2 separate regions of the Homo sapiens genome follow, and region 1 is linked to region 2. A link is a loop called in an ENCODE intact Hi-C map of the cell type or tissue named here. Cell type or tissue: heart right ventricle. All regions are shown on one strand. Links, peaks and the distances in the headings refer to the core of each region. The heading gives the core; the rest is flanking DNA.

What was found. Hi-C counts contacts between places; a loop is a spot of excess contacts. Peaks named below come from ENCODE experiments on the same cell type or tissue, not always from the same donor. Only the 100,000 strongest peaks of a DNase experiment are listed, where the experiment ranks them.
Region 1: a loop joins it to region 2, with 2.0 times the contacts of the local background. A loop is called at or near these places in 25 of 110 quality-filtered maps.

What each region holds. Positions count from the first base shown.
Region 1 is chr16:83,971,757-83,986,461 of GRCh38, forward strand. It overlaps NECAB2 (N-terminal EF-hand calcium binding protein 2), which reads left to right. Exons shown (of 13, transcript NM_019065.3): 2 at 395-419; 3 at 6,688-6,796; 4 at 9,083-9,108; 5 at 9,274-9,371. Among named protein-coding and RNA genes, the nearest start is that of NECAB2, 11 kb to the left of the region's middle. RefSeq lists an enhancer at 1,702-2,203 and a silencer at 2,408-2,702. In heart right ventricle, for the core only: no CTCF peak of the experiment used is centred there; no DNase peak of the experiment used is centred there.
Region 2 is chr16:84,041,335-84,053,192 of GRCh38, forward strand. SLC38A8 (solute carrier family 38 member 8) reads right to left here and starts at 1,461. Exons shown (of 11, transcript NM_001080442.3): 1 at 1,217-1,461; 2 at 635-825. The coding sequence starts at 823. RefSeq lists enhancers at 215-919, 920-1,623, 1,624-2,328, 2,329-3,032, 4,020-4,792 and 1 more. In heart right ventricle, for the core only: a CTCF peak has its summit at 3,008 (motif pointing left); no DNase peak of the experiment used is centred there; H3K27me3 peaks cover 613 bases.

The DNA.
Region 1 (14,705 bases), core at 1-8,000, 70 kb before region 2:
AAAGGTTGTGGCGCTCCCTGGGACACTGATTCGGAGTGTGGTTGTGTGCAGCTGAGCGTTTGGCGGTGGGTGAAGCCACGTGGACTGATGACTGTGGACCTACACCTGCAGGGATGGCCGTGGGCCTGCGTGTGTGTGTCAGCGTGGCTGGGAGCAGGCTGGTGGTACTGGCAGCCGCTTCCACGTGGGTGAGGGGAGGGCCTCTGTCTGCAACATCCCTCATCAGTTCCCCCTGGATCCCAGCCCGGGGAGGGGGAGAGGGAAGGGGGGCTCAGCTTCCCAGGACCCTAAGCTGCTCCTGGGAGAAGAGAAGGATCCCAGTATCCGGTCAGAGGCTGCAGGAAGCGCTTGCCTCTCCCTGGCCCAGGGCTGACTCCGCCTCTCTTTTCTGCAGATTTTCCGCCGTGCGGACAAAAATGGTGAGTTTCCCTTCCAGGCCGACGGCCGCCCCACTCCTTCTGTCCTCGTGCTTCATGGGGAAGGGATCAGGGATAGGAGACAAGCGCAACCTTGAACCTAAAGGTTTGGAGTGCAGGGGTCTGAAGTTAGAAGGCCAAATCCTGCTGCTGCTCTGTGCCTTGACCTCCCTGTCTGTAAAACGGGAATCCTAGTAGGGCCTACTTAGTAGGGACAGCTCCACTCAAGGGCTCAGTGAGTCTTGTCTGTGATGCCAAGAACAATGACTGGCCGTGGTAAGGGCTGGGTGTACTTTAGGCCTTTTCCTAGCTGGGCTGGACCAGAGGAGCCCGGGCTGGGGCCCAGAAACCCTCCTTGAAAGGAAGCCGCCAGCCTCACGCTAGGCCCTTCACAAGCCTTGGTGCAGTTCTTCATCGTAGCAACCTGAGCAGTCAGTGCTCTTGCCTCTGTTGACACCATAGCAGCCCAGAGAGGTTAAGCAATTTGCCCCAGGGTTGCCCAGCTGCATGAAGGAAACGGAGGCTCTCCTGAAGACCGGGGCCCTTTTCCCTTTCTCTCTCAGCCTCTTTAAAAATGTGAGCAGCGCCTTGTTGTGGCCACGGAATTCATAGCGCTCCACTTCTCCCGACTCCTTGGAGGGGCTTCACTTGCAGAAGGAGCCCAGGCCTTGAGAGAATAAGCACGTTTAGGCGGCCCAGCTGAGCCTCGGCTGACAAAAAGCACCTTCTTAAAAATACCAGAATCATTATTACAGTTGCAACGCAACTCACCGTGGACTTGAACCAAGACAGATTCCCTCTCTGGGCCTTGGTTTTCCCGTGGGTAAAGTGGGGCAATAACACTTGCCCTGCCTCCTTCCCTGGGTTTTGGGGAAAAGCCAGAGAGGCGGTGTGGGTGACAAATGTTTTTAAAGAGAATCGCGTGCTCCCGGTATGTTCATTCATTGAGAAAATGCACATCAAGTACCAAGCCTGTGGCAGGGGAAGAGCACGCAACAGAGACCCTGTGACCTGCCCCAGGGCCCTTGGTCCCCAACGCCTCTGGCCCCGGTTCCTCTCCTGCACAAGCTGCAGTTGAGGGTGGCAGCTCTGGCCTGGGTCTCCAGCACCCGCCTCATCCCTGGGAGTTCCTGTTGACGGCTCCCACCCAGGGCGGTTGCAGGGTGGAGTTGGAGGCCTTGGGCATGGTGGGAGGGCAGGTGCACAGGCCTGGGCTGGAATCAGTTCCAACGAGTCTCCCACCCTGGCCTCCTGCATCCCTGGGGGGTGACAGTGACCACTCCCAGGCCTCTGGGGAAGAAGGACCATCAGCAGTGATTCCATACGGAGCAGAGGAGGAATAAGAGGGACGTAGGGAGATGAAGTGGCTCTGGAAAAACAGCCGTAGCATCATGGCCTGAAAAGCCTTGGAGATGAGGAGGGGAAATCAGGGGGCTGTCCCTGAGATGGGGTCGCCGGAGCCCTCAGCGTCATTGCCTGTGTGCTGGCCTGGCTCCTCCAGCAGGTTGAGAGGTAGGGATTTGGGTTTGTCCCTTGTCCCGGGCCTGATACCCAGCACACAGTAGGTCCTCGGTAAATGTCTGTAGACTTGGTGGACGTGTTTGTTGGTGAGAGCGTGGCTGTGCGTATCTCGGTGACTCAGCAGCGTGAGGCTGTTGGGAATGCGTGTGTCCAGCGTGGGCCTCTAGCCATGGCTGTGCATCCCGAGTGTGTGTGCAGTTAGTGTGCGTGTGTGGCTTCCTGAGTGTGCAGCTCTGCAGGAGCCACTGCAGTGTATACACTTGGGCAGGTGGTGCCTGGCCCCCTCGGGCACAGATGGGGTTCTGTCCTTGCTGCAGGCTCCCCCCATCAGAGGCCATGTGTCCACCCCCTGAGCACAGCTGTGGGACTCTCAGTTTCCTTACTGCAGCCTCCTCAAAGGCCGAGCCTGTTCCTTCTCCTTGGGGCTTACATCTTACCAGCCACCACTATGTGACCGTTAGGGGCTGTCACCAGGGTGAATGTGGGTGTGAGATGCGGGTTCCAGCAAGAGCTTCCCAGGTCCCCCAGCCTGACTGCCTAGGCTCAAGTCCTGGCTCAGCCGCGTACCGGCTCTGGCCTCAGGCAAGTCACCAAATTCTGCAGTCTCAGTTTCCTTATCTGTAAATGGGAATAATTACAGCACCCACCTCAGAGGGCTGTCTGAGGATAGATAGTTGCTCTCCTGGCTTCGCTCATTGAAGATATCAATAAGTCCCCGCTGCTCTGCCTCAAATGCCTCGGAAATGGGAGTCCGCAGGTGTGGCTTGTCCAGAGGGGTTTGATTCCTCTGTGCTCAGCAGGGAATTCGGTCTGGGGGAGGCTGCCAGCAGTCACTGAACGTCTGTTATGCACCAGGACTTGAATGTGCTTTTTCCTTTAATCTTCATTGTGATCCTCCTGAGACAAGAAGTATCAACCCCCACCCTCCTTCCAGATGACGAAAACAAGGCTCGGAGATGGCACGTGATATTCTTCACATGGTCGGGGGGCAGCGGTGCAGGCAGGTTCTGATTCAACACAGCAGCTTAAAAGCTTGTAGGAGTGGGGATGGGACTTGGTGTGGGTATAGATAGGGGAGTGGTGTGGGAATAGAATGGCTGGGGAAAGAGGAATGAGTGTAGGGGTGAGAATAGGTGTCAAGGAGGTGTGGATCCAAGAATGAGAGCAGGTGTGCAGGGAGGTGTGGGTGCAGGGATGAGAGCAGGTGTGCAGGGAGGCGTGGGTGCGGGGATGGGAACAGGTGTGCAGGGAGGTGTGGGTGCAGGGATGGGAACAGGTGTGCAGGGAGGTGTGGGTGCGGGAATGTGAACCGGTGTGCAGGGATGAGAGCAGGTGTGCAGGGAGGTGTGCAGGGATGAGAGCAGGTGTGCAGGGAGGTGTGGGTGCAGGGATGAGAACAGGTGTGCAGGGATGAGAGCAGGTGTGCAGGGAGGTGTGCAGGGATGAGAGCAGGTGTGCAGGGAGGTGTGGGTGCAGGGATGGGAACAGGTGTGCAGGGAGGTGTTGGTGCGGGGATGGGAACAGGTGTGCAGGGAGGTGTTGGTGCGGGAATGTGAACCGGTGTGCAGGGAGGCGTGGGTGCGGGGATGGGAACAGGTGTGCAGGGATGAGAGCAGGTGTGCAGGGAGGTGTGGGTGCGGGGATGGGAACAGGTGTGCAGGGATGAGAACAGGTGTGCAGGGGGTGCAGATGTGGAGGCCGATAGGCCCACAAGCACACACAGGACTGCTCAACACTGACGCTAGCCCTGCCTCACGTGTCCACAGGAAGGATGGATGGGATGCCTCAGGGGAGCGGGAGATGGGGTGCAAACTCAAAGGACCCCCCAGGCTGCCCTTAGGACTTAGAGATTACAGGAACAAAGGCTCAGGGCTGCCCTGTCAGGGTGGCTCCTGTGACAGAGACTTGTTTGGCTGAGCTGGATACCGGATGCCCAGTCCCTATGGGAAGGTTAGCATGAGGGGCCTGACTGGCAGCCTGGGACATAAACTCAGGGGGTGGCAGAGGGCTGAGTGGCAGACAGCATTTCCCTTCAGGGACATGGACGCTGACAGGCTGACAGGCTCTTGGCATTTGAAAGGTCATGGAGACAGAGAGTGAGTTTGTGCTAATTAGCAAAGACACCTGCAAACGGCCCGCTTGGGGTCTCTGGCAAAAGTGCCAGCGCGGGCCCGCTTGGCCTGTCTAATTGGACTGGGGGCCTACGTAGGGCATGTTTTTTCCTCATTAGTGAATTCATTAGGGCCGTGATCAGGCGTTCAGGATAAATGTCAGCCGAAAGCTTAGTGAGGGGGCACCTTGCTGGCCTCTGTCTGCCTGCTCTCCCTGTGTGCCGAGGGGGCACCTTGCTGGTCTCTGGCTGCCTGCTCTCCCTGTGTGCAGAGGGGGCCCAAGGTACCTGGACAGGCACGTGGGGAGATGAGCCAGCCAGAGGGAGGCTGGGATTGGGGCTCACAACCCCTGTCATGCCCATGGTGACTGCCCCTCACCCAAAGTGGGGGTGCCTGAGCCAGCACCCACCCCCTGCTGGGTAGGTGGCGATGTCGCCACAAGATCCTACCCCTGGATTAGGTTGAGAGCCTGGACTTGGGAGCCAGATGGCCTGGGTTCAAGCTTCAGCTGTAGGACCTAGGCAAGTACCCTAAGGGCTCTGTGCCTCAGTTTACCCCTCTCTAACATGGAAGTGGTAGTACTACCTGTGTCGTGAGTGTTAAGAAGACTAAAGGAGTGAGTCCGTGGAAGGTACTCCACGTGTGGTGTGACTCCACACTGGGATTCCTGGGTTTTATCTTCAGGCTTGCCGAAGACACTCGGAAGGCATCCTCTGTCACAGAACACAGAAAGCAACAACTTCGATTTCACTTATCTCGTGGCTGACTTTGCGGACTTTTAGTTGTTAGGTTTTGGGTCTTTGGTTTGTGCATGTGTGGTTGGATTGGGGTTTTTTTGGCCTTTCCTTTGAAAGACAGAAATTCTTCCCACTGTAACCTTGAAATCTGAGCTGCGATGGGGGCATCTTGGGATATTGGCCCTAGCCCCCCGTGCCCACACGTTCATATTCTTTACCGGTCTCTGATACTTTATGCTCTATGGGGTTAAAGAGAAAAGTGGTGGCATGAAACCTTGGCAAGATCTGAGGACCCCCCCTCTCCTGAGCTTATGCTCTCACCCTGTGTTGAGCTCCAGCAGAGCTGCTGGGAGCACAGACAGAAGCACTGGAGCCTTTAAAGTTTAAGAATGACTCATTCTCAACCCAAGTACGTCTGCCATGTCGGGTTAGGCAGGTTGTGCGCTGCACAAGGGCACCCACCCGAGGAAATGGAGGGTTTCAAATCCAGGCTGCAATCCGCTTTCAACACATGTGCACTGACACTGGTCTCATCCTCTCGGCAGAGAAAGGAGAGTCTTTTTCTAATCCATAGGAAGGTGCCATGTGGACTCTCAGGGCCCTTGTCCCAAGCACCCAGCTTTGAATGCAGATCCTCTGGAAGTAATGCCAGGGGTTTATGCAGAGAGGCTGGGGGCCAGGAACTGTCATGGGCTCCCTCTTGTCTCTGACCTCCATGCCACTCACATAGTTTCTCTTAAGGAGGAACAGATCCTTGAGGAGGGGGGAGGTGGCTGCAGGGCAGGTGGGGGATGAGCTTGCTGGCATTTGCTCAGCAGGTCTGTTCAGGTGGAAGGAGCTGAGGGTGGAAGCTTAGGGACCGCCTCCCAGAGTCCCTGATGTTCTTAAGCCACCTCCCCTGGTGGCCCAATCTGATCCAAACCCACAAGACCTTCCTGGTAGGGCCAAAAGTGTCCCCAGAGCAACTGCAAGTGAAGGGAAAAGGTGAGGCGATGGGTGGGACTGGTGGCATGTGTCCCACCCATCCCTCCACAGAGCCCCTCCACAGAGGAGCTGTGGAGGCCCCTCTGTGGAGCTCCACCTCAGAAGCACAGCCTCTGGCCAGAGCGTTGGCACCTCCAGGCCTGGCACCTCCTTCCTGCATGGCTTGGCATCTAGATGGCTGCATCTGTGGCCTGGGAGAGGAGGTAACTGAGAACCTCATGCCGGCCATTGGCAGCCATCTCATGCTGCCTCAGGGAAGGACCTGAAGTTTGCCACATAGATGGGGCGGAGAAGAAAGGGTTCTTCTGTACTCTAAGAACAGTGCTGAGAGAGTCAGGGCTTAGGGGCTGGGATTGGGGTTGGGAGCATGCAGAGACCACTTGGCGTTTGGAAGCTATGGAGTGGTGGCTCATCCAGCTGCTGGTTTTTGGATCCACTTCATACCGATGGTGTGACATGGGACAAGTTGCTCACAGTGGGTTATCTTAAATAGCACCTGCCTCCAGGTGGCCATGTAAATTGAGAGAAAATTCACTGGCAGGGGGCAGATACTCTATATTTGTTGAACGCATGGAAAATGTTGAGTGCATGGTGAGCCCAAGAAAGCTAGCTATTGCATTATTGTTAGTTTGAGGATTATCTGTAAACAGGCATTGGTCTGGGAATTAGCTGGATGAGGCATGATTCTCTGTGTACTGGAGTTTACTGGTTAGTGTGGGAATTAGCTGGGTGGGTAGGGATTATCTAAAATGGAATTTGTCTTTTAGTTTGGGGATTAGCTGGGAGGGTAGGGATTATCTGAGCTGCAGTTGTTCTGTCAGTCAGGCCATTGACTGGATTTGGGGGCCGTGCATGCACTAGCCCCACCAGCCTTATCTCTGCAGACACCAGCTCCTTTCTCTGCTTCCTTCCTTGCAGATGATGGGAAGCTGTCCTTGGAGGAATTCCAGCTCTTCTTTGCAGATGGCGTCCTTAATGAGAAAGAACTGGAGGATCTCTTTCACACGATTGACTCTGACAACACCAAGTGAGCTTCAGTCCTGGCTGGCAGAGTGGGGGTGTGTGTGGGCTGTGGTGGAGGCATCTTTTCATCTAGTGTCCGTTCCTAGTCCCCTGTAAGGGGCAGGAGAACTGAAAATCCCCAAATTTGCTAATCCAGAAGTCAGCTCTTCACTGCCTGGGGTGAATGGGGCGTGTGCAGATTCATATTGCATTGGCTACTATCGCAAGTGTGTCTTCTGAGTGCACATGGCCAACTAAGGAGAGACTCCTGGTTTTGCACAGTGGACATGGGATTATGAAAATGGGAAGGTGGCAATGACTTCATCCTTCTGCCATCTTCAGCCAGCAGCCAGTTCTCACCCCAACCCCAATGCCTGTGTGTCCTCCCAGTCCCAACATTAACTGTGAGGTTGAACGTCATCCTAACACTGACTCCTGTGTTAAACCAAACACGAATCCTAACTCAACACTACGTCTATCATTATAGCTTATTAAACCTTTTCTCCAACCCAGTCATAACCCTGACCTGCATCTCAGAATCAGCCAAAAACTCTGTCTCCACCCATCTCTAAATCAAGTGGAAAATGCAGATTCTACTCAGACTTACCCTTGACCCTTCCCAGCCTCACCTCCAATCTTGCCCTTTTCTTGGGATTCCCCAGACAGGATGAGGTCTGAGCCCTCTCCTCAACCCCACCTTCAGGAGGGATCAGAGCCCCACCTGGTCTCCTTTCTCAGGCCTACTCGCGTGATGAGGACCCAAGCTTCTGGAGGGCTGCTTAGGGCACATTTGGTAAGCGGAGGTTCTCTGAGACTGACTAGAGATGGTCTGGACAAGGAGCTACCACCAAACCAGTGTGCAAGGGGTAGAGTACAGTGGTGGTTTGGACCAGAGGCTGCGGCTGAGAGAGTCCTGGGGGGCACTGGCTGGGGACCGGGATATGGTAAGTGGAGCAGATACCATCCTCTGGGAAAGGCCACTTTAAAGAAATGGCTTCAGGCTCCAGACTGCAGAATGGAGAACTGTCTGGGGCCAGATGGAGATTTCTGAGCTGTTACTGCAGCTTCCTGGGGTGCTTTGAAGGGGCCAGGCAGGTGCCCATTGATTTAGACCTTCTCTTTCAGGGCCTTTTGTGTTAGGACCAGCGGGGTAGAGGAGGGGGTGGAGGCGGAGGGAGGAGGAGGCACTGGTTTGAGAGTCGAACTGTGAGAGTACGTGTGGGTGGGTGGGGGTGCAGGGAGGACTCGCGGTTATGGAAGGTCAAAGCTCTATAAAGACTTTTAGGATTAATCTCCCCAACATTACCTAAGGTGTGAGCCACGAACATTAGCCCCTTGGGATGCTAAATAGACTTTGTGCCCAAAACAGTGTACAAACCATCAAAAAGTTTTGTGAAACATGAATTAAAGCAGAATGACAGGGTCGCTTTCTGCAGGACTTGCCAGAACTCTGAATATGAGATGGAGGTTGGAGGCACCTCCTGACAGAGCATGCAGAGCCCCCGAGTGCAGATTCACTGGGCCACAGAAGCCTTCTGTCCAGATGTGCTTTGCTGAGCCTGGGCTCCACTGAGCACGATGAGGGACCTAGGCCCAGAAAGGGCCACCACCGTATTGGGTCCCTTGCACATTGACTTGGCAGTAGCTCCTTATCCAGACCATCTCTAGCCAGTCCCAGAGGGCCTCAGCTTATCAAATCTGCTCCTAAGCTGCAGAACCACCATAGTTCCCAGCACTGCACCCCTTATCTTGGGGCCGGTCTGTGCTCCTTCACTGCCATGGGGGATAGGCTCATGCTCAGCCTGCTCCCCCAAGAAAGGACAGGACCCTTCTCCAGGCTGTAGGAATGGGGATATGGGACCCAGGGGCTGCGACCAGAACAGGAAGGGCTCTGCCACAACCCCAGGAACTCCAGGACCCAGCAGGCAGGGTCGACTGGGGGTGGGTCAGTGGGTCAGATGAGAGCTTTGCTGACAGCCCGTCACAGTAATGGGTCCCCACTCTCTGTCCCTTTACCCCTTTCCTGGCCCCCAGCTTGGCCCTCCCCTTGGTGTCATTTATTCATGATGGGGTCAGCAGACTCCGAGAAAACAGAACAAGGGTGGGTGGTGTGGGGGATCAGACAGACGTGGGCCTTCAGGGGCGGGGGTGTCACCTACCTGCTGCACCCTCTTCTGTAAGGCGGAGCTTGTGGGGCCAGCACACAGGCTGCAAAGAGCAGGCAGGATGTGTGTTTCGCAGGCTGTGCAGGGTCAGGCCTGCTAACCCCCTCTCTGTCTCTGTCTGTCTCTGCCTCTGTCTGTCTCTGCAGCCATGTGGACACCAAGGAGCTGTGTGGTAGGTGCCTGGCTATGCTGGGACCAAGATGGGGATGCTGGGATGGGGCTGGATGAGAAGGGCCTGAGGCAGGGGAGGCTGGAGGTAGCGCAGGTGGGAGGTGCAGGAGTGCTGAGTGGGAGGGGCAGGACCTGTGACCCCTGACCTTTGCCTTTCCTTCCCCAGATTACTTTGTGGACCACATGGGTGACTATGAGGATGTCCTGGCCTCCCTGGAGACCTTGAATCACTCTGTCCTGAAGGCCATGGGTTATACCAAGAAGGTCAGTGGGTGTAGGTGGCCCCCGGGGTCCAGGGCTCCAGTGCTGCTTCAGTTCCACCCTTGCCTAAGGATGCCTGGATTTTTGAAGACAGGCCGCCAGGGAGGCCTATCTCAGGGGTGGGCTTTGCCTGGGCCTCTTTGAAGCAGCTGAGATGAACTGGGAAGGGAATAGAATGGTTTGGTGAATGGCTCTGGTTGGGAGCAGGAGGCATTTTCCCGGAATCAGGCCTGATCCTGGGCTGGGGCCTTAGAAAGGGTGGCCGCAATCACCCTGTGCCCTTAAGGGGTCCCCAGACAGGTGTCGTACCCTTCAGGGTGGGCTTACAAGACTGGAAGAGGGGGCGGGGTGGGGCGTGGTGGGGGGTGGTGGTTCATGCATCTGAACCCTGTCCCATATCAGGTTCTCGATGCTCAGCACCTGGTTTAATCCTCACAGCAACCCTATGGGTGGTTGCTGTCACCTCCACTATCTCACAGCTATGGAAACAGAGGCTCACAAAGGTGAACTCAACAGAGTCACAGCCAGACAGCCATAGCTGCTGGCTGGGATGAGTGGGGAAACTGAGTCAGGGACCTGGCAATAGGCATGGGAGTGTAGCATGAGACTCCAGGCACACCCAGGAGGCAACTGGAGAGTCAGTCATCCAGGAGCAGAGAGCAGCCATAGGGCACACTGGTCCAGGCCCACGGTGAGGGAACTGGGAGCATGCAAGGGTGAGGGACCCACAGGTGCTCGAGGCAGCAGCCACCAGCACCCTGAGCTTTGGGAGTCCAGAAAAGCCCAGCCTTGTCTGCCGGTTGAGGCCGGGGAACTTAGCTGATAAAGCCAGCCAGACCTGGCTGAGGGATCTGAGCTGGTTATTTCCCTTTCTGAGCCTCAGTTTTTCCATCTGTGAAATGGAGACATCCACCTTATGAATTACGAAGTCCTTCAGAGATTGAGCCAAGTAAGGCCTCTGAGCTATTGAGCATGCAGGACCAAGCTCGGAGCAAAGGCACCTGCTGGTTTGTATCAATACGCTCCTACTGTACGCTCAGCCAGATATTAAAACCCATTCTGTGCAATTTTCCCATGCTTCTCAGTTAGTGACCGCCATGTATTAGACAGTCTCTGTTTTGCCATATATCTAACAATAGTTGGGCCTCATTCTGGGCCTCCACGATTCCACATTTCCATTTCTGTCCCAGTATCATGCTGTTTTGAGTCTTGCTGTTTTAGAGTATATTTTAATACCATGTAAGACCTGCTCCCTTCAAGTATTAATCTTTGTAGAATATCGTTTGATATCCCCAAGTATCAAGGTATAGGCGGTGGATTAGAAGGTAGCATGGGAAGATCCCAGGCTTCCGAGTCACCCAGACAAGGGTGGCAATGCCAGCTCTGCTCCAAACAGGCTGTGTGAGGTCACCATGTGCTCACAGATGACCCTGGGAAATGGAAACCACCTCCTTGAGCCTCGGTTTTCTCACCTTAGAAGGGGCCCACGTCCTAGCCATGCTGTGAGGCATTCGTAACATCCATGGTTGCGTCTTGGTCTTCAGTCAGACTTTTCAGGAACATAAGAGAGTTCTCCATCAGTGTCTACTGATACAAGTTAGACCGGTTTTAGAGATCTTGCTCTTGGAAGTCATGTGCGTATGATGTCAGGGGTGGTCTTTGGTGGTTTTTTTGTGGCAGTCGTGGTGATGATAGGTTGTTGCATCCGTGATTGGCATTTCCTTTTTTTTTGTTTTCTTTTTCTTTTTCTTTTTCTTTTTTTTTGAGACAGAGTCTCACTCTTGTCCAGGCTGGAGTGCAGTGATACAATGTCGCCTCACTGCAACCTCTGCCTCCTGGGTTTGAGTGATTCTCCTGCCTCAGCCTCCCGAGTAGCTGGGACTACAGGCGCCCACCACCACTCCTGGGTAATTTTTGTAGTTTTAGTAGAGACGGGGTTTCACCATGTTGGCCAGGCTGGTCTCAAAGTCCTGACTTGAGGTGATCCGCCCACCTCGGCCTCCCAAAGTGCTGGGATTACAGGTGTGATGTGATTGGCATTTCTTTTGCTTGCGTATTTCCTAAGTGGTTTTTGTTTGTAGAAATGCAGCTTGTCGGTTGTTGTTTTGAATGCTTTTCTTGTATGTGCTGTTTGCTTTCGTCAAGCCGCAGCATCAGTTATTAAGAGTGCCGTTGTCTCTGCATTCTAACACGTGCCCCTCTTGCTTCCCTGTCTATCCTGTGGCATTTCTCTCATGTTCTAAAACGTCGTGGTGGGGCACGGCCAGGCATGCTTGTTTGGCTCCTGATTTTCGAGTGCATCTCTAGTACTTCTCTGCTGATTATCATATTAATACCAGCTCTTATTTTAGAATCCTTGTCAGCATGTTGGAGAAATATTTTTGCATTCCCTTTTTTCCATTTTGTCTTAGGAGGGTGGTGGTGAATTTTTTCAAATGCCTTTTGGTATTTTTAAATGATCATATGATTTTTTTCCCCTAAGCTATTGATGGGGTGGATGCTATTTTTAGATTGTCTCAAATTGAACAATCCTTCGCTCCCTGTGATAAACCCTAATTGGTATATTATTCTTTTATCACATTACTGAGTCCTTGTCATGAGCCAAGAATTTTATCTCTGTCTCCATTGGGAGTGGAGATCGGATGATAGCTTGGGAATGATTTTGTGAAGTGGTTTTGAATGTGTTCTGTGTATGAATCAGCTTCTCTAACATAGCATCATTTTTCTACGTAAAAATAGAATTTATCCATAACGCTTGGGTCTCAGTGTTAAACAGGGGAGGGGATGATTTTCATAGTTATTTTAAGGTCATCTCTACTTTTAGTCAACTTTTTCACTTGTCCATTGTAAAATACATATATATATATGGTGGTTTTTTTTTTTTTTTTTTTGACGGAGTCTCGCTCTGTCATCCAGGCTGGAGTGCAGTGGCACAGTCCCAGCTCACTGCCAGCTCCGCCTCCCGGGTTCACGCCATTCTCCTGCTTCAGCCTCCCGAGTAGCTGGGACTACAGGCGCCCGCTACTACGCCTGGCTAATTTTTTGTATTTTTAGTAGAGACGGGGTTTCATCGTGTTAGCCAGGATGGTCTCCATCTCCTGACCTCGTGATCTGTCCTCCTCGGCCTCCCAAAGTGCTGGGATTACAGGCGTGAGCCACCGCGCCCGGCGGAATATTTTTAAACAAAACTGCCCTGGGCATAGTCGTTTTTACAATCAGTCATGCATGGAATGTTTTATGATTATTTTTAAAAATCTAAAACATTGTTTGACACACGCAGGCACTTAATGCACATTAAGTTCAATAAAAGATCTGCTGCCGCTCACGGTGGCTCACGCCTGTAATTCCAGCACTTTGGGAGGCCGAGGCGGGAGGATCGCTTGAGCCCAGAAGTTCAAGACCACCCTGGGCAACATAGTGGGACCCCGTTTCTACCAAAAACAAAACAAAACAAAATTAGCCGAGCATGGTGGGATGTGTCTGTAGTTCCCACCTTCTTGGGAGGCTGAGGTGAGAGGATCTCTGGAGCCTGGGAAGTCGAGGCTGCAGTGAGGCACAGCATGCCGCTGCAACCCAACCTGGGTGACAAGAGAAACCCTGTCTCTCAAAAATAAAAAAATAAAATGTGCTGCTGTAGCTCACATCTTAAGTTTCTCCCATTTTTCTACATTTTAAAACCTTGTATTTGACAGTTTTGCCTGTTTTAATTAGCTGTTTCAAATAACAAGCTCCTGGCACATTTATTTAAATTTCATGACATGTTTTCTTATTTATTTATAGCTCCTATCATTATTATTTCCTCCCTCTTATAACTTTAGGTTTGTTGTTTTTGCTGTTCTTTTTCATATGTGAAATGGAATGGTTTTTTTGATAATGTTGACATTTTTAAAATTTACTTTTGATGGGGGCTGGGTGCAGTGGCTCACGCCTGTTATCCCAGTACTTTGGGAGGCCGGGGCGGGCAGATCACCTGAGGTCAGGAGTTTGAGACCAGCGTGGCCAACATGGTGAAACCCTGTCTGTACTAAAAATACAAAAATTAGCCGAGCGTGGTGGCAGGCGCCTGTAATCCCAGCTACTTGGGAGGCTGAGGCAGGAGAATCACTTGAACCCGGGAGGTGGAGGTTGCAGTGAGTAGAGACTGCGCCATTGCACTCCAGCCTGGACAACAAGAGCAAATCTCTGTCTCAAAAAAAAAAAAAAAAAAAAAAAAAAAAAAAAAGGTTACTGCTGGGTGCGGTGGCTCACACCTGTAATCCCAGCACTTTGGGAGGCCGAGGCAGATAGATCACAAGGTCAGGAATTCAAGACAAGCCTGGCCAACATGGTGAAACCCCGTCTCTACTAAAAATACAAAAATTAGCTGGGCGTGGTGGCAGTTGTGTGTAATCCCAGCTACTTGGGAGAGTGAGGCAGGAGAATGACTTGAACCCGGGAGGTGGAGGTTGCAGTGAGCCGAGACTGCCCCACTGCACTCCAGCCTGGGCAACAAGAGTGAGTCTCCATCTCAGAAAAAAAAAAAAAAATTACTGTTGGCGTTCCCATAGCAATCACAGATGTTAATGTGTAGTATTTTCAACCTATTATTTGAGCAGCCTGTTATGTTCTCATTTATTTTTCAGTTCATTGTATTAAGATAAAATTGAATGACCAGAAAGGTTTCTACTCTATTTTTTTAATGTACTGAGATTTTTCCATTACATTTGTGTTTGTTTTTGTAACTACCTCATGAATGCTTAAGACGATGTGGATTGTGCTTGCAGAATTAGCAGATCTGAAAACAGCTATCCTTTCTTCGTTATGAAATACGTGCTGCTAAGAGGTACTTTTTTAAAGGTAAAATTATGTCTCTTCTGCAGGTATTAAAATACACATCAAATATTTTTTCTTGTTTCTTTTTTTCTTTTTTGATACGGAGTTTCTCTTTCGTTGCCCAGGCCAGAGTACAATGGAGTGATCTCAGCTCAGTGCAACCTCTGCTTCCTGGGTTAAAGCGATTCTTCCACCTCAGCCTCCCGAGTAGCTGGGATTACAGGCGTGCACCACCACGCCCGGCTAATTTTTGTGTTTCTAGTAGAGACGGGTTTTCACCCTGTTGGCCAGGCTGGTCTTGAACTCCTGACGTCAGGTGTTCCACCCGCCTCAGTCTCCCAAAGTGCTGGGAGTACAGGCATGAGCCACTGCGCCCAGCCCAAAGATTTTCTCTAACTCAATATGAGAATCAGTAAGATACTGGAACTGGCTCAAAGGAGAATTGAAAGAACTTGTGCACTAATACATAGGTAAATAGCAATTCCGAAATCAGTTGGTGAATAAATGCATGAATGGTCACTATCC
Region 2 (11,858 bases), core at 1-8,000:
TTAAGACAGAGTCTCACTCCGTCGCCCAGGCTGGAGCGCACAGTCTCAGCTCACTGCAACCTCCGCCTCCCAGGTTCAAGCGATTCTCCTGACTCCACCTCCTGAGTAACTTGGATTACAGGCGCCCGCCACCACGCCCCGCTAATTTTTGTATTTCCAGTAGAGACAGGGTTTCACCATATGGGCCAGGCTGGTCTCAAACTCCTGACCTCAGGTGATCCGTCCACCTTGGCCTCCCAAAGGGCTGCGATTATAGGCACGAGCCACCGTGCCCGGCCCAGCTTTAGTTTTTGAGCTAAGACCAGCAGGCAAGAAAGAGCAGCTGGCCAGGCAGGGCGCCCAGAGAGGTTCCTTCCCAGGTGAAATGCCCACTTCACAGACAGAGCTGCGATGCCTGTAGCTCCATCCCGGAAGCTGTGTATCAGATGCCACCAGCGCCCACGGGGGATATTCTCATCCCAGGGCTACAGTGGGATTATCTTCTCCCCTCATTAGCTGAGCGGGATAGAAAATAAAACCCCGAAGCTATAGCTTACAGGACACGCAACTCCGCAGAAGCAATGCGAGGAACCCCACCCAGAAAAGCCAAAGCCACCTCGTACCCGTCCCCAGGACTCACTTCCCGGGGACTTACCAGCTCCACCAGGAAGGCAGGGACCACTCCGCCCGCTTTGGAGAAGGCCCAGGGGAAGTTGAGCAGGCCAGCTCCCAGCGCGGACTTCATGAGGATGAAGACAGCGCCCATCGAGGACAGAGTGGCAGCAGCCGTGGCAGGGTGAGGCTTTTCTGGAAGGCCCCTGCTTCCTGGGGTCTGTCCCTCCATGGCTAGAGGCGGCAGAGGGGTGGAGAGAAAGCACAGTCTTCACGCTTTCCTCCCTAAGTTCTCGATATCCTTATTTGTCTCCCCAACTCAGTGAGAGCTCCCTGAGCCGCTCCTGCCCGCTTCCTTGGCGTCAGCTCCCCCTTTCCAAAGGGTGCTGCATGCATCTGCCCACGACTTCTAGTCCCCCTTCGTCTCCCATTCCCTACCCACATTATTCTCACTCCTGCCCTCCCACTAGACCCCAAGGCAACCTCACCCCTTCCCCCTCCCTCTCTTCTCCCAAACCCCCAACCTTCCTCATCCCCATCAATCCTCTCTCCCCCCATTCCCATCCACTCCCTTTGCTTCCAGCCAAACTTCTGTACAAACAGACCCCCAGTTCCTGGTCCTTACCACCAAATCCAACTTTTAAGGTGCCGGACAGTCTTTGGCTGTTGGGGATGGGACTCGGGCTTACTCCAGGTGGCTCAGTTGCATTTCTTGGGGCCAGAGGGGTGGGAGAAGCAAGATTCGAGCTTGGCCAGGGGTGAGTGAGTCATTAACTAAAGGAGCCCTAGCGAGTATGTGTCAGGGTCAGGCCCCTCCACACCTAAGAGGACAGCAACAAGTGGTCAGGGCCATGGGTCCCAAGAATTTGCAGCTTTTGAGACTTCTGACCTGAGCAAGGAAGGCTTAAGACTCCCGCCTCTCCCCAGCCCCCTGCAGGCCCGGCCCCGGGGGTGGAGCTTTCTCAGCTGCCCTGGAGGGTGACAGGGAGCTCAGCTGGGAGCCACACGGGGCAGGGGAGCAGGCACCATGATCTCATGGCAGCTTCTGCAGCGCCTCCATCCTCACATACCTCTCCAAGGTCCCCAGCCCAACGGAGGGGGCGTGAAAAGTGCCCTGAGCCCAGCCTCCTCCTCTGCAGAACAGGCTCCACCGTCCGCAGGTGCTGCCTCCTAGGTGGTTTCCTTTACCTCCTCCACCCAACTCCAGCAGGTGCGTCTCAGAGCTAATCCCATGCACACGAGTCACCTGAGACGGGGCTTGTTGAACGCTTGGGGGAGGCGGCGGCTGCTGGTCCCTAGGCCACGCTTGAGTGATGACACATCTCTCCAAACTGATACGGGGTCAGCTAAGGGGACAGAATATCGGAGACGGCCCCATTCCGGAAAATGCTGGCACATGCAGCTCAGATCCGGAATTTGACTGTTTATTCCTGGAACCCAGGCTCCCTCTCACCCGCATTCTCGAACTCCAGTTTGCATCAGAATCCACTGGAAGGCTTGTTCAAACACAGAACACCAGGCCCCAGCCCCTGTTTCTGACTGAGTGTCTCCGGGGCGGGGTCTGGGCACCTGCCTTTCTAACGGGTTCCCAGGTGACTCCAATGCCGCTGGTTCGGCCCCTCGCTGAGAAGCACTGCTTTCAGTTAAATATCCTCAATGCCCAGAACCCCTCCCCCCGCTGCATCTAATCAGTCCTTATCTGTCCGACACCAGATCAGCCCCAAAGGCTTCTTTTTGATGTGGTTTCTAATGGTCTCAACCCCCGACTCCTGTTACCTCCTGATGAGCAGGCAGGTTCCAAACTCTGTGGCTCACACAATGGCTGCTCCATAAATGCCCAACCAGCAGAGTCAGTGGCTGGCTTCTCAGCAGGGGCAAGTGAAAGGGAGCCGGGATTGCAGTCCCGGAGCTCAAGGCTGGACAATGACCCGGATGACATTCACGCCACTGCTGCATAAATGTGCTGCTGAGAACCTAGCCTGGATGAGTTCACGCGGATTCCTGAGCGGGTGTCCCCACTGTTCCCCCCAACTCCCACCCCGCACCAAGCAGGAACTCGGCTCAGGCAGGTGGAGCACGTGGCTCAGAGCATCACAGCTGGCAAGCAACAAGGCTGGGATTCACCCTGAGTCAGGCTCCTTTCAGAGGCTGTAATGTCACACGGCCTCCTGCCCCACAAGGACTCTGACAGTGCCTGAATGAGTGTGTGAGAGAATGAATGAATGAATGAATGAATACACAAATGCCAGAAAAGAGAGGAAAGGAAACGTCGTTTGATTGTTCCCCTGTATTACGCTCCTGAGGCTGCCAACACAGACTCAGGGGCTTAGAACAATAGAAAGTTATTCTGTCATGGTCTTGAAGGTCAGAAGTTGGTCAAGGTATCAATGGGGACATGCTCCCTCTGGAGGCCATGGAGGGCGGATCCTTCCTGCCTCTTCCAGCTCCTGGGGGCCTAGGCACTCCCTGGCTTGTGACTGCATTGCTGCCGTCTCTGCCAGCATCATCTTCCCAAGCTTTCTCCTCTGTGTCTTCTCTTTTCAGAAAGGCCCACCCAGATAATCCAAGATGATCCCATCTCAAGATCGTTACTTATATCTGCAAAGACCCTTTTTCCAAATAACGTTAACAGTCACAGGTTCCAGGGCGTGGCATAAATCTCTCTACTGGGGGCCACCATTCAGCCCACTACACCCCTCACATCTGAGATCTGTTTGAGTTCTCATCAGTCATTCAACAAACACTGAGTGCCTACTGTATGCAGGCACTGGAGCTCAAAGGTGAAAGAGAAGGCTCCTCCAGAGAAGGGGACGGTCCCGTGGGGAGCTCAAGAAGAGACAAGCCACCCAAGCCCAATGGGAGGACCGGACTACGAGACCCAAGAATGGAGGTGAATCTGGAGGGGCTTCCTGGAGAAAGTGTGGGGGCTGAGGGGATATCTGTGCACCATTGGTGAAGGGCTGGGAGGATGTTCTGGGAAGTGGAGACTCCCAGTGGCAGGTGCATGAGCCAGTGCTCCCGGGAAGGGCCCCGGGGACTGGGGTTCCCTAGGATAGAGACCTAGGTCAGCGCTGAGCTGGGAAAAGGCTTAAACTCTTGTGTCCCACTCGCTGGAGGGTCACTAAACCATGTGGAGATGGCACTGGACACAGCAGGGAAGGAGGGGGCTGCGGGTGACACCGCAGGCAGGGCCCGTGCAGTACCCAGGCTGGGAGAGGGCGGGGACCACACGCAGTATTCACACAGCTCTCCGAGGCCTGCCAAAGAGGCCAAGTCATTCCCGCTTCCCCCCAAATCCAGCCTCCTGAGAAAGGAGATAAAGGGCCCTTCAGCAGCGGCTGGGGGCTTTGCAGTCCTTAATCTCCGCTCGGGGGCTGGGGGGACACTTCCCTGTCCCTGCCGGTGGGTCCCTCATTAGCGGCCCATTAACGTGCATGACTTAGAAATTGGCCATTGGGCTGTGAAATTCCAGGCAATGGGGAAAACCTCTTAATTCGGAGGGGCTTTGATATCCACTCTCTGCCGGCATCACAGGGCTGCGTGACCTTTCCCGAGCTGTGGAGGGGCGCCCTACTGGGCTGCATCTGCAGCCGGTGGGCGGGCGGGCAGGCGGGTGGGCGGCCACCCTCTGCTTAGTCGGCCCAGCCCACCCAGACCTGACACTGGCTCCAGTGCAGCAGGAGCACGAGGAGGCCACACGGAGGTGCCCGTGTGGATGCTGTCGGCCGTGGCCCACGCTGCACACGGCACCCTGCACAAGAGCGCCCAGCCTGGGGTGGCCTCTCCCCCGCTGTGCTGCGGGGACCCACCTCACCAAGGGAGCTCTTGAGGACCCCAGAGTCCGTGTCAGGTGACAGGCCTAGGAACTTTCACAACAAAGTGGCCTCTGATCGTTTCCCAGACCTTTCTGCTCATGTCCGTTAGAAAATTCTGGAGAGGCCCGGTGGCTCACACAGAGGCAGGTGGATCACCTGAGATCAGGAGTTGGAGGTCAGCCTGGCCAACATGGCAAAACTCCTGTCTCTACTAAAACTACAAATATTAGCTGGGCGTGGTGGCAGGCATCTGTGATCCCAGCTACTCAGGAGGCTGAAGCAGGAGAATCACCTGAACCCGGGAGGTGGAGGTTGCAGTGAGCCGAGATCGTGCCATTGAACTCTAGCCTGGGTGACAAGAGCGAAACTCCATCTCAAACAACAACAACCACCACCCCAGAAAACTCCAGAGAACAAATGACGGCAGGCCTCAGGAGCTAGCCGGCTGCAGCACACAGTATCGTCACCCTGGCTCTGGGGTCTCAGGCCTGAGCCTCACTCGAGTCACCTGTGAAATGGGAGGACACAGGCGCCTGCTCTCTGGGGCTGTCAGGAGGGGCCCGTGGATGGTGTGCACAGCACAGGAGTGGCACGTGGCAGCTGCTGAGGTTGGAACAGAAGTGTGTGCCATATTCCATTATCCAAATTTCCGTTTTCACTTGGGTCCAAATCGGAGCTTCTAGAACAGTATCCTGAACCTTAGCTACACGAGAACCGCCTCGGGCCTTCCTACACTACCGATGCCAGGCCCACCCGCAAAACTGCACATTCAACTGGCCTGGGACGGCACTAGGCGTCAGAATTTTTTTTTTTTTTTTTTTTTTTTTTTTTTTTTCCGAGACAAGAGTCTCACTCTGTTGCCCAGGCTGGAGTGCAGTGGCACGATCTCGGCTCACCGCAGCCTCTGCCTCCCGGCTTCAAGCCATTCTCCTGCCTCAGCCTCCCAAGTAGCTGGGATTACAGACGTGCACCACCACGCCCAGCTAATTTCTGTATTTTTAGTAGAGATGTGGTTTCACCATGTTGGCCAGGCTGGTCTCCAACTCCAGACCTCAGGTGATCTGCCCGCCTCGGCCTCCCAAAGTGCTGGGATTATGGGCAGTCAGAATTTCTACGAAGCTCCCCCAGGAGGGTCTACCGTGCTGTGAGAGTAGAGCACCCAGTTCTTAGGGCCTCCCGCTGACCCTGCTGTCCCCGAGACTGAAGCCCCTCCTTTCTCCGAAGCTCTCAGCCCTAGGCCTGGCCCACGAAGGCTGCTTAGTAAGCAGCGCAGCAAGCCCAGTGTGTCGGAGCAGAGCCGGCCTCCAGCTTCTCAGATGGTGGGAGGGGCCCCACCTGCAGAAATTACCAGGGACCAAAAGTCCTCGGATGGGAGACGGATGTCATAGGGATAGAGAAACTGCTTGTGGTCGGTGAAATGATGGCCTCAAAGATGTCCTCATCGGAACCTCCAGGCCTTGTATGTTACCCCACATGGCAAAAGGGGCTTCACAGATGAGATCGGGGACCTTGTGGGGAGGGGACCCTGAGCTATCCAGGTGTGCTCTATATGTAATCAGTGTCCTTCTAACACGGATGCAGGAGGGGCCAGAGGTCAGAGAGGAGACAGTGGTGTGGAGACAGCAGCAGAGGCTAGAAGGGTGTGCGTGGAACACGGAGGAGGGGCCACCGGATGCTGGGAAAGGCAGGGAAATGGGTTCTCACCCAGGGCTTCAGGAAGGAACCAGCCCTGCCAACACCTTGATTTTAGGCCAGTGAGCCTGAACTTGCACTTCCAACCTCTGGAACCGCAATATATGTTTTAAGCCACTAAATTTGTGGTAGTTTGTCCAGGTGGCAATAGGACCCACATACACCAGCATCCTGAATTCCGATCCTTGGGCAGTTCTGAGAGGACAGGCTGGTGGGCTCCCCCTGGGCTCAGCAGCAGAGGCTGGATCCCTCAGGAACACAGCCACAGGGCACAGGCCTTGTCACATCCCGCGGTCCCCGCCTGGGGGCTGCTTCTCCAGAGCTGTAGTCAGAAGACCTGCTCTGGGTAAAGCAGTAAAGGGGTGAACTGTGGGAGGGAAAGGAAGCATCCTTTAGGCTCACTCTCCTCCTGCCACTGTGTCCAATGGAGGAAACACTGGGGGTGCTGCGGGGGGTGGTCAGCAGCCAACACAGGGCTGGGGGCAGAGGGCAGGGAGGAGGACGTGGTGCCAGGGCTGAGCCCACAGGGTCTTCATCCAGGGGGTTCTGACCACTTGGGTTCACACTGACACTGGGAGTCGGAAGGGCACAAGAACCTCTCCCAGGTTCTAAGCCAGGGCTCCCAAGGGGGCCGCCTGTTGACAAGAATCTCCTGTGGAGGGAGCGTGTTAAGAGTTAACATGACATAAAATTCACTTTTTTTAAACTCCATTCTGGGGCTTACCATTTTAAAGTGTGCAATCCAGTGGCTTTAAGTACTCACAATGTTGTGCCAGTATCACCACTATCTAATTCCAGAACATTTTCAACAGCCCCAAAGGAAGATCCCTTCCCCTAGCTCCTGGCAACCACGAATCGACTCCCTGTTTTTGTGAACTTTGTTTACTGTGGAGACTTCATCACACATGACATGGCCTTTTGTGTCTGGCTTCTTTTACTCAGCATGTTCCTGGGGTTCCCCAACTTGGGAGCATGTGTGAGAACTTCGTTTCTTTTTGTGGCCGTGTTCAATGGCATGGAGAGGCCACCTTTGTCCATGTGGCCATCACTGCTAGACCTGTGGGCCGGCCCCGCCTTCTGGCTACTGTGAATAGTGCAGGTGTGAACTTCACAGAGGTTTTTGTTTGAACACCTTGTTTTCAGTTCTCTTGCGTATAGGCTTAGGGACTGCTGGGTCACAGTTCCAGCAGTTGTTTGCTCTTGGGAGCTTTTAAAAGAGATTCCTAGTCCCTTCCCAAGGAACAGATGATCTAGTCAAGCTGGGGTGAGGCCAGGGATCTGTATTTCTAGGACACTCACCTGCAATGCCTTCTTGTTACCAGCAAATGAAACCATTATTCCGTGAGTTAATATCCAATTAAGGCGGTGGTGCCAGCCACTTTTTTAATGAAGAATTTCAATATTTCTCTAGAAATGTCTATCTAACCTGTATATAAAATGGGAGACAACCCTTTTGCATATCCTTGACTCTATATTTTGTGTCCTGTGAAATCAAAATCTATGTCAACCCTCCCATTATTTCCAGTAGGCAGCACCCTCCGCCCGCCGTGGGAGGCAGGCAGCCTGGCGGTGAGGGCTTCAGAGCTCAGGCCCAGGCCAGACCTGGGTTTTCGCCTGAGAAATGGCTCCGAGAGCCCTGGGCGGGATCATGCCCATGAACCATTGGCCTGAGGCACAGAGACGACCGCTCAGCAGGTCCCAGGACCATCGCTGTGGGCCAGGCTCACCTACTGTGCGTGGCTTTCCTGGGAGGTCTCCTTGGAGCCATCATATGTGGGGCACGCTCTGCACGGAACAGACAAGTGTGTGTGCAAAGAAAGATCTAGACTTGAGTGTCCTATACAGGGGAGGGGGCCAAAGGGGGAGTCACTATTTGTATCTCATCTCAAAGGCTCCTGCAATCGGGGCCACTGCCTGAGTCTCTAGAGAGAGCCAGGGCAAAGGATGACATCTGGCCCCTCTCACGGTCCCCAGGCCCCCTGTGAACCCCAGGTGTTATCTGTGGTTGTGGCTGGTTGGTCTTTTTTTTGTTTTTTGTTATTTTTTTGTAGAGACAGAGTCTTGCTTACTTTGGCCAGGCTGGCCTCAAGTGATCCTCCTGCTTCGGCCAGCCAGTCTTGGGATTTCAGGCAGAGCCACTGCCAGCTGGCCTTTTCTGGCTTGTTAAAAAGATGTAGCTGTTCACTAGGACAATGAGAGCCTATGCCAGGGGCAAAAAGGAATCCTTTCGAAGGGGGGTTTGGCCCAGCCCAGGACCACGAGTGGGCCTAGGTGACAGAACGTGGCCTCAACCTCCAGGCACGTGTGTCCCTGTAATGGCTGACACCGGCGCTGGCTGTCAGGCACATGGCTAAGCACATGGCCTGGGTGACACCATGTACCAAACACACAGCAGTCGGTGGAGTGAAGGCCCCTGGCTAGGGCCCACAGCAGGAGTGGCCGGGCTGAACTGGACCCAGGCAGCTTGAGTCTAGGGCCAGGGCCACGACATCCTCTCCAGGACCTCCAAGGCAGACCCCGGAATCCCACGGCTGCCACCCAGCAAAGGGGGCGTCCCTCCAGGGCCTCTTCTGTTGGGTGGCACATCTGAATGCCAGACTCAGCCATCTCAGCAGACCACATGGATCCGGTTCCTCCCGGAGACCTAATCCCCTTTCTACATAAACTCTCCACCAGGGCGTTCTCTCTCCAGGCTCACCCTCACCTGCTCCTTCACTCAATCCTCCCAGACTCTGTCCCAAGGCCCCCCAGCATCTGGGTATCCTCCTGGTGTGTCACTGTCCCTTTAGAGAGAGACAGACAGACATGGGACATCACACAGACACCAGCAGGAGAGAACAAGGGTTAAGTACACAGGTTTTGGGACTGAGGGCAACATGAGTTCAAATTCTGCCTTGGCTACTAGTTGTATGACTGGGCAAGGGGACGAGTGATTCCCGGGCTTCTGTTTCACCTGTGTGATGGGCCCAGTGATGCCCACCTTACAGTGTGTGGGGAATGAAACAAAAACACATGTTGTAACTAGCACAGCGTGCCTGGGCACACAGTTCCTCATGACATCATTCCGGCAACTGGACAGAAAGGGTCCTCGCCTTCTGGTTTGAGGCAAAACCTTTAACATAACCCTGTCCTTTATGGTCCTGACCACCAGACGGTGAGTGGCCTGCACCTGTAGAGACCTGTGAGACGAGAGGCTCCAGAGCCAACAGCATGCAAGGCCCGCATGTGGGTAAGGAGAGCTGCAAGGCCGCATGTGGGTAAGGAGAGCTGCAAGGCCCCATGTGGGTAAGGAGAGCTGCAAGGCCCGCATGTGCGTAAGGACAGCTGCAAGACCCCCATGTGGGTAAGGAGAGCGGCAAGGCCCCATGTGGGTAAGGAGAGCAGCAAGGCCCGCATGTGGGTAAGGAGAGCTGCAAGGCCGCATGTGGGTAAGGAGAGCTGCAAGGCCGCATGTGGGTAAGGAGAGCTGCAAGGCCGCATGTGGGTAAGGAGAGCTGCAAGGCCGCATGTGGGTAAGGAGAGCTGCAAGGCCGGCATGTGGGTAAGGAGAGCTGCAAGGCCGCATGTGGGTAAGGAGAGCTGCAAGGCCCGCATGTGGGTAAGGAGAGCGGCAAGGCCCGCATGTGGGTAAGGAGAGCTGCAAGGCCGCATGTGGGTAAGGAGAGCTACAAGGCCGCATGTGGGTAAGGAGAGCTACAAGGCCCGCATGTGCTTAAGGAGAGCTGCAAGGCCGCATGTGGGTAAGGAGAGCTACAAGGCCGCATATAGGTAAGGAGAGCTGCAAGGCCGCATGTGGGTAAGGAGAGCTGCAAGGCCCACATGTGGGTAAGGAGAGCTGCAAGGCCGCATGTGGGTAAGGAGAGCTGCAAGGCCGCATGTGGGTAAGGAGAGCTGCAAGGCCCGCATGTGGGTAAGGAGAGCTGCAAGGCCGCATGTGGGTAAGGAGAGCTGCAAGGCCCGCATGTGGGTAAGGAGAGCGGCAAGGCCCGCATGTGGGTAAGGAGAGCTACAAGGCCCGCATGTGCGTAAGGAGAGCTGCAAGGCCGCATGTGGGTAAGGAGAGCTGCAAGGCCGCATGTGGGTAAGGAGAGCTGCAAGGCCCGCATGTGGGTAAGGAGAGCTGCAAGGCCGCATGTGAGTAAGGAGAGCTGCAAGGCCGCATGTGGGTAAGGAGAGCTGCAAGGCCCACATGTGGGTAAGGAGAGTGGCAAGGCCCGCATGTGGGTAAGGAGAGCTACAAGGCCCGCATGTGCGTAAGGAGAGCTGCAAGGCCGCATGTGGGTAAGGAGAGCTGCAAGGCCCCATGTGGGTAAGGAGAGCTGCAAGGCCGTATGTGGGTAAGGAGAGCTGCAAGGCCGCATGTGGGTAAGGAGAGCTGCAAGGCCCGCATGTGGGTAAGGAGAGCGGCAAGGCCCGCATGTGCGTAAGGAGAGCTGCAAGGCCGCATGTGGGTAAGGAGAGCTGCAAGGCCGCATGTGGGTAAGGAGAGCTGCAAGGCCCGCATGTGCGTAAGGAGAGCGGCAAGGCCCGCATGTGCGTAAGGAGAGCTGCAAGGCCGCATGTGGGTAAGGAGAGCGGCAAGGCCCCCATGTGCGTAAGGAGAGCTGCAAGGCCGCATGTGGGTAAGGAGAGCTGCAAGGCCCCATGTGGGTAAGGACAGCTGCAAGGCCGTATGTGGGTAAGGAGAGCTGCAAGGCCGCATGTGGGTAAGGAGAGCTGCAAGGCCGCATGTGGGTAAGGAGAGCTGCAAGGCCCCATGTGGGTAAGGAGAGCGGCTCAGAGCCGCAGCCACCTGCTAGGGACAGCAGGGCTCCTGAGTGGCAGATGCTCGCGCCCCCGGGCTGCGTGTGACGCCCTACACCCTTGGGACAGCAACGAATGCCTCAGGGGACCTCAGCAACACATTCGGATTCTCGAAGCAATGTGGGCAGAGTGCAGTGAGAGCTGCAAGATGAGCACGTGACCTGCCGCGGACGAAAAGAACTGCAAGGGACAGTCGGCCCAGTGGCTCCTCCCCTGCGTGGGCCGAGATGTTTTCTGCCCGTGACCTCAGCAGCACCCTTGTCAGTCCCCGCACGGCCTCTGCCCTCCTTCCCAGTCACCCTCGCCTTTGCTGTGTGGGCTGGTGCTCGGCCAGTCAGCATACAACACCCTGTTCAGGTGGGGATCGACGATGAACAGGCTGCCTGGGATCAGGCAATGCTTTTTCCAATATGACCCCTAATGCACAAGCAACCGAAGAAAAAAAAAAAAACAGAAAAAATGGACTTCAAGATGAAAACCTTTTCTATTTCAAAGGATGGCATCAAGAGAGTGAAAGGACAGCCCAAAGAACAAGAGACAATATCTGCAAGTTCCATCGCTGATAAGGGACTCGCCTAAGAACTCCTACAATTCAATAAAAAGACAACCCAATTAAAATATGGACAAAGGCTCTGAACAGACATTTCTCCAAAGAAGACAAACGGGCAACAGACACATGGAAAGACACTCAATGTCGTGAGTCTTCAGGGAGGTGCAAGTGAAAGCTGCAGTGAGACAGTGCTGCACACCCACCAGGATGGCTAGCATTTGTAAGACGGGGAACTGCAGGTACTGACGAGGATGTGGAGAAAGGGGGGCTCTTGCACGCTGCTGGCAGGAATGCAAGATGGTGCAGCGGCTTTAGAAAAAAAGTCTGGCAACTCCTCAAAAACTTAAACACAAAGCGGTATTTCACACATAGGTACACTCCCAACAGAAAAAAAAAAAAAAAACGAA